Linked DNA regions of Homo sapiens: region 1 is linked to region 2. Evidence: chromatin loops called from intact Hi-C (ENCODE). Cell type or tissue: heart right ventricle. All regions are shown on one strand.

Region 1 (2,500 bases), 59 kb after region 2:
GCTTATTACCAGAGAAAATTCTTGAAATAGTCACAAATAGCCGACTTTACTTCCTTTATTTACATGTAATTTTGACACGAGGTAAATCAAGTCAAACTATGTTTAGAATGTTACTTTTTCATTGTTTGTGAGCAGTATTTTTATCTTTATTATAATAAATTTTGAAATTTTACATTCATGGTTATCCCAAAGAAAATTCATAACCCAGAACAGGATGTGTCTTATCTGGCCCTTTATGAAGGGCTCATGGGTTTTTATCTTAAGAGCCTCTGGACTTCTTCTGCATTTCAATTTTCAGAAGTCTATGAAAGTTCTGAGCATATGATTACTTTTCAAACTCAAGAGCCATTCCTAAAATGATTAACTTAAAGGTGATACTCTTATTTCTTCATAAACTTTTGGAGAGAGCTATGTTTTTGCTTTTCTCGTCTGTTGTGATGCAGAGTCTCCAACTTAGATGACTGCACTGGAAGGCTGAGTTGTTGTATTAACAACAAACATTATAGACGAGTCATCAGTGTCCTGTTTTTTTTTTTTTCTTTTTTTTGTGATGGAGTCTTGCTCTGTCATCCAGTCTGGAGTACAGTGGTACGATCTTGGCTCACTGCAACCTCCGCCTCCCAGGTTCAAGCGATTCTCCTGCTTCAGCCTCCCGAGTAGCTGGGACTACAGGTGTGTGCCACCACACCTGGCTAATTTTTGTATTTTTAGTAGAGACGGGACTTTGCCGTATTAGCCAGGCTGGTTTCAAACTCCTGTCCTCAGGTAATCCACCCGCCTTGGCCTCCCAAAGTGCTGGGATTATAGGCATGAGCCACTGTGCCTGGACCTGTTTTGTTTATGGGATGGAAATTAGGCCTGATACACTGGGACGATTTGGAGGACAGTCGAGGGATCCACAATGATGCATGCTGGTTTAAGATGAGGAAGGAAACCTCACAGGACACTCCCACAAGGAGACATACAAGTTCTCTCCAGGTTGTGAATTTCTCCCTTACTTTTCCATGGGAGCAGAGCTGGTGGTTTGGATTCTCGGTGTTATCTAAGCCTGCTCAAGAAATTCACTGCAAAACTGGTGATTGTCTGTGGCCTCTTCTCTGGGCTGGCTGCCTCTAGTGGAAGAATGGTGCTAGTTGTTGATATTAATGGGGAATGTTGGAGGTCAGCCACCTGAGGGGTAATTTCCATAAGCACTGATCTCATCTCCATGATCTCATCTCTGACCAGTTTCACAATATCTCATACTTGGAACTGCCGTTGTTGATGTGATCTGGGGGTGTGGAGGCACATGGTCCTCTCCTTGAGGTTGGTCTTTCTGTCACAAAAGTACCTCAAACTTTTGTGTAGGGATTGAGGGCCTCAAACCTATTTTCTTTTTTCTTCTTCCCTCTCCTCTCCTTCTCCTCTCTTCTTTCCTTTTCCTCTTTTTTCTTAGGTTGAATTCATAGTTAAACTCTGGCTATCTGGAGAATTTAGTCCTTAATTAAAAATTGAGGGAGAATGTCCTGGACTCTCTTGCTGATTTCTTTTGTGAACATTAATTATTTTGCTTCTCTGTGATCCCTGGCTGCCTCTGAAAAATGAGATAATATACTGCATTTTTAAAGGTTATGTGAAAACTAAAACATGATAAAATGAACTAGAGTAGTGATAATGCCTATCATTTAATTTTTTCCACTTTTGTTTATGTTTTGAACATGTAGAACATTAACATGCTTCCAAAAGACAAACTTATTTTGAGACATATATTCAAAAGAGTGTCTCTTCTTCCCCTTTTCTTTCTCCCTACCTCTCATTGGTAACTATATCAGGCGGTTCTTGCATTACTATAAAGAAATACCCGAGTCTGGGTAATTTATAAGGAAAGAGGTTTAATTGGCTCATGATTCTGCAGGCTGTGCAGGAAGCATAGCGCCGGCATTTCCCCCTAGGAAGGTCTCAGGAAGCTTACAGTTGTGGCAGAAGGTGAACTGGGAACAGGCACATCACATGGTGAAAACAAGGACAAGAGAGACAGTGTTGTGGGGAGGTGCCACACACTTTTAAATGACCAGATCTTACAGTAACTCACTCACTATCTCAAGGACAGCACCAAGATCCAGTCACCTCCCACTGGGCCTTACCTCCAACATTGAGGATTATAATTGAACATGAGATTTGTGTGGGGACAAATATACCAGTAACCTACTTCATTAGTTTCTAGACTATCTTTTCTCTCTCTCCTTTTGCGAAAATAAATGTATACATATATGTTTTCTCATTTCCCCCCGCAATTTTTTTTTTTTTTTTAAAGACAGGGTGTCTCCCTTTGCCCAGGCTGAAGTGCAGTGGCACAATCATGGTTCACTGCAGCCTTGACTTACTGGGCTCAGGTGATTCTCCCACTTCAGCCTTCTGAACAGGTGGGACTACAGGCACATGCCACCATGCTAATTTTTTTTTTGTATTTTTGTAGAGACAGGCTTTTGTCATATTGCCCAGGCTGGTCTCAAACTCCTAG
Region 2 (2,500 bases):
CATTAGCTTAGCTAAATAACCATCATGCCCAGAATCTTTAAAGCAAGCCTCTGCACAGGTGGCTGGCAGCCTGTGGGTGGGCCGCCCTGGGTCAAGGTGTCCATTTTTGGTCCATTCAGATGCCACCTATGCACAATGACCAGCAAGAGCAGTTTTAGCTGGATAACAGGCGCTGAGGGATTAATTTGTTCATTGAATGGTGGACAGAATAAGTACCAGAAGAGAGGGGGATAGAATAGCAGAGGGAGACTTTGCAGAAGATGTGAGATTATACTTTGAAAGATTTATAGGATTTATCATGTTGTGGTTTGTGGACTTGGCTTGTCATATTGCTTTTATAGAAAACAAATGCTCTTAAGGAAATTTAGGTGCTTAAAAAATGAAAAGCATTTGCAGGATCTGGCCCTTGCCCAACTTTTCAGTCTTGTAAAGTGCCGCCCTTCCTCTTGAACTCTATGCTTTAGACATCTTATGTCCCTTAAGTTTCTTAAACTCACCGATCTGTCTCATTCTAGAGCCTTTCATCATGCTGTTCCCTCTGCTGAGAATGTTTTTTCTTCCTTATTCTCGCTACTTGCTTTTAACCTGCAGCCATTCTCTAAAGTGGCCTGGCTGTTCCAGACATTCCCATAGTACTGTGTGCTTCCCTTAATTCATTCATCTCACTTTTAATTAGTGGTCCATGATAGACAGTAGCCTTTGTAAAGCTGGTGACCTTCTGGTCTTGCTCACCTCTCTATTCCTGGGACCAAGTTCAGTGCTTTTGCATGTAAGTAGAAAGCAGTATTTTCTTAAAACGAATGTGTGAAAACTATATAGCAATAATTTGTCTTGAACCAAATGCAATTTTCCCTTTTGTATATTCTATAAAGCATCTTTATCTTTTTGAAGACAAGTATACTGATCAGGTACTTGTCATTTGAGGTATGTTAATTTGAGGCATTCAGCTAAGAAAAAATAAGCCCCTTAAAAAAAAGAGCCCTTTTAGAACCACCAGGGGTCAGTATAACCAAGGAAATGTTATGAGAAGCAACTGTGGCCTTGGTCTCTGGCTTTTGTTTTTCTTTGACTACTGCGCAGCATTAAAGGACTGTATATTTCTTGTTATTAAACCCCTTTTCTTTTAGTAGTGAATAATAACATAGAGGAAATGTATTTATTATTTAAATAGCCCACCATTAGAGACTATATTTTTACTTTTCGGTGGCAGTCACCATTCTCAATATAAAACTCAGGGAAGGAAAATATTTATTTTCAAGAAAGTATTGGCTGGGCGTGGTGGCTCACACCTGTAATCCCAGCACTTTGGGAAGCCGAGGCGGGCGGATCACGAGGTCAGGAGACCGAGACCATCTTGGCTAATACAGTGAAACCCCGTCTCTACTAAAAATACGAAAAATTAGCTGGGTGTGGTGGCGGGCGCCTGTAGTCCCAGCTACTCGGGAGGCTGAGGCAGGAGAATGGCGTGAACCTGGGAGGCGGAGCTTGCAGTGAGCCAAGATCATGCCACCGCTCTCCAGCCTGGGCGACAGAGTGATACTCTGGCTAAAAAAAAAGGAAGTATTTTTTAAATTTTTTAATTTGTAAGAGACAGGGTTGTCGTCTGTCACTCAGGCTAGAGTGAAGTGGCACAATCATAGTTCACTGCAGCCTCGAACTCCTGGGCTCAAGTGATCCTCCTGCCTCAGCCTCCTGAGTAGCAGGGACTACAGGTATGTGCCACTACGCCTGCCTAGTTAAAAAATTTTTTTTTCCTTTTCATAGAGACAGGGTCTTGTTATGTTGCCCAGGCTGATCTTGAGCTCCTGGACTCAAGCAATCCTTCTGCCTTGGCCTCACAAAGTGCTGGGATTACATGTGTGAGCCATCATACACAGCCTTTGGGAGAGTTTTGAAATTCCATTTTGTCTGTAGAAAAAATATGGAATGATATGAGTATTCCCACTGATGGACAATCTCTTTAAGAATTACCGGAGTTATCAGAGCTTTGATTTGTAATGACTATACAGGTAATCAGAAAGTGGTATTCTTCAGTTACCCTTTGTCCTAGGTCAGGAAAAGGATCCTTTAAGTAAAACATACTTGACGGCTCCTTGGCATTTCTCCACTTGTATTAATAACATGTTTGTTTGTAGAGTAAGAGTGAATAAGTCCTTTATGATACCGTGTTAACCTTTCTGGATTAATCTAAATTGTTTGCCCTTCAAGTATTGTATTGCTTTTCACCTTCAAGGTTTTTTATGATAGTAATGGTGAGTAATTATTTTGGTCTAGTATGATTTCTAGTTTTCTTTTCTTTCTTTCTTTTTTTTTTTTTTCGAGACAGAGTCTCGCTCTTTTGCCCAGGCCGTGGTGTGATCTCGGCTCACTGAAACCTCCACATCCCAGGTTCAAGCGATTCTCCTGCCTCAGCCTCCTGAGTAGCTGGGATTACAGGCATGCACCACCATGCCCAGCTAATTTTTGTATTTTTAGTAGAGACGGTTTCATCATGTTGGCC

What was found. Peaks named below come from ENCODE experiments on the same cell type or tissue, not always from the same donor. Only the 100,000 strongest peaks of a DNase experiment are listed, where the experiment ranks them.
Region 1: a loop joins it to region 2, with 2.1 times the contacts of the local background. A loop is called at or near these places in 7 of 110 quality-filtered maps.

What each region holds. Positions count from the first base shown.
Region 1 is chr6:73,797,586-73,800,085 of GRCh38, forward strand. The region is part of intron 23 of CD109 (CD109 molecule); the gene reads left to right. Among named protein-coding and RNA genes, the nearest start is that of CD109, 100 kb to the left of the region's middle. In heart right ventricle, a CTCF peak has its summit at 1,099 (motif pointing left); a DNase peak (open chromatin) is centred at 1,122; H3K27ac peaks cover 372 bases.
Region 2 is chr6:73,738,300-73,740,799 of GRCh38, forward strand. All of the region lies in intron 5 of CD109 (CD109 molecule), which reads left to right. Among named protein-coding and RNA genes, the nearest start is that of CD109, 43 kb to the left of the region's middle. In heart right ventricle, a CTCF peak has its summit at 994 (motif pointing right); no DNase peak of the experiment used is centred here.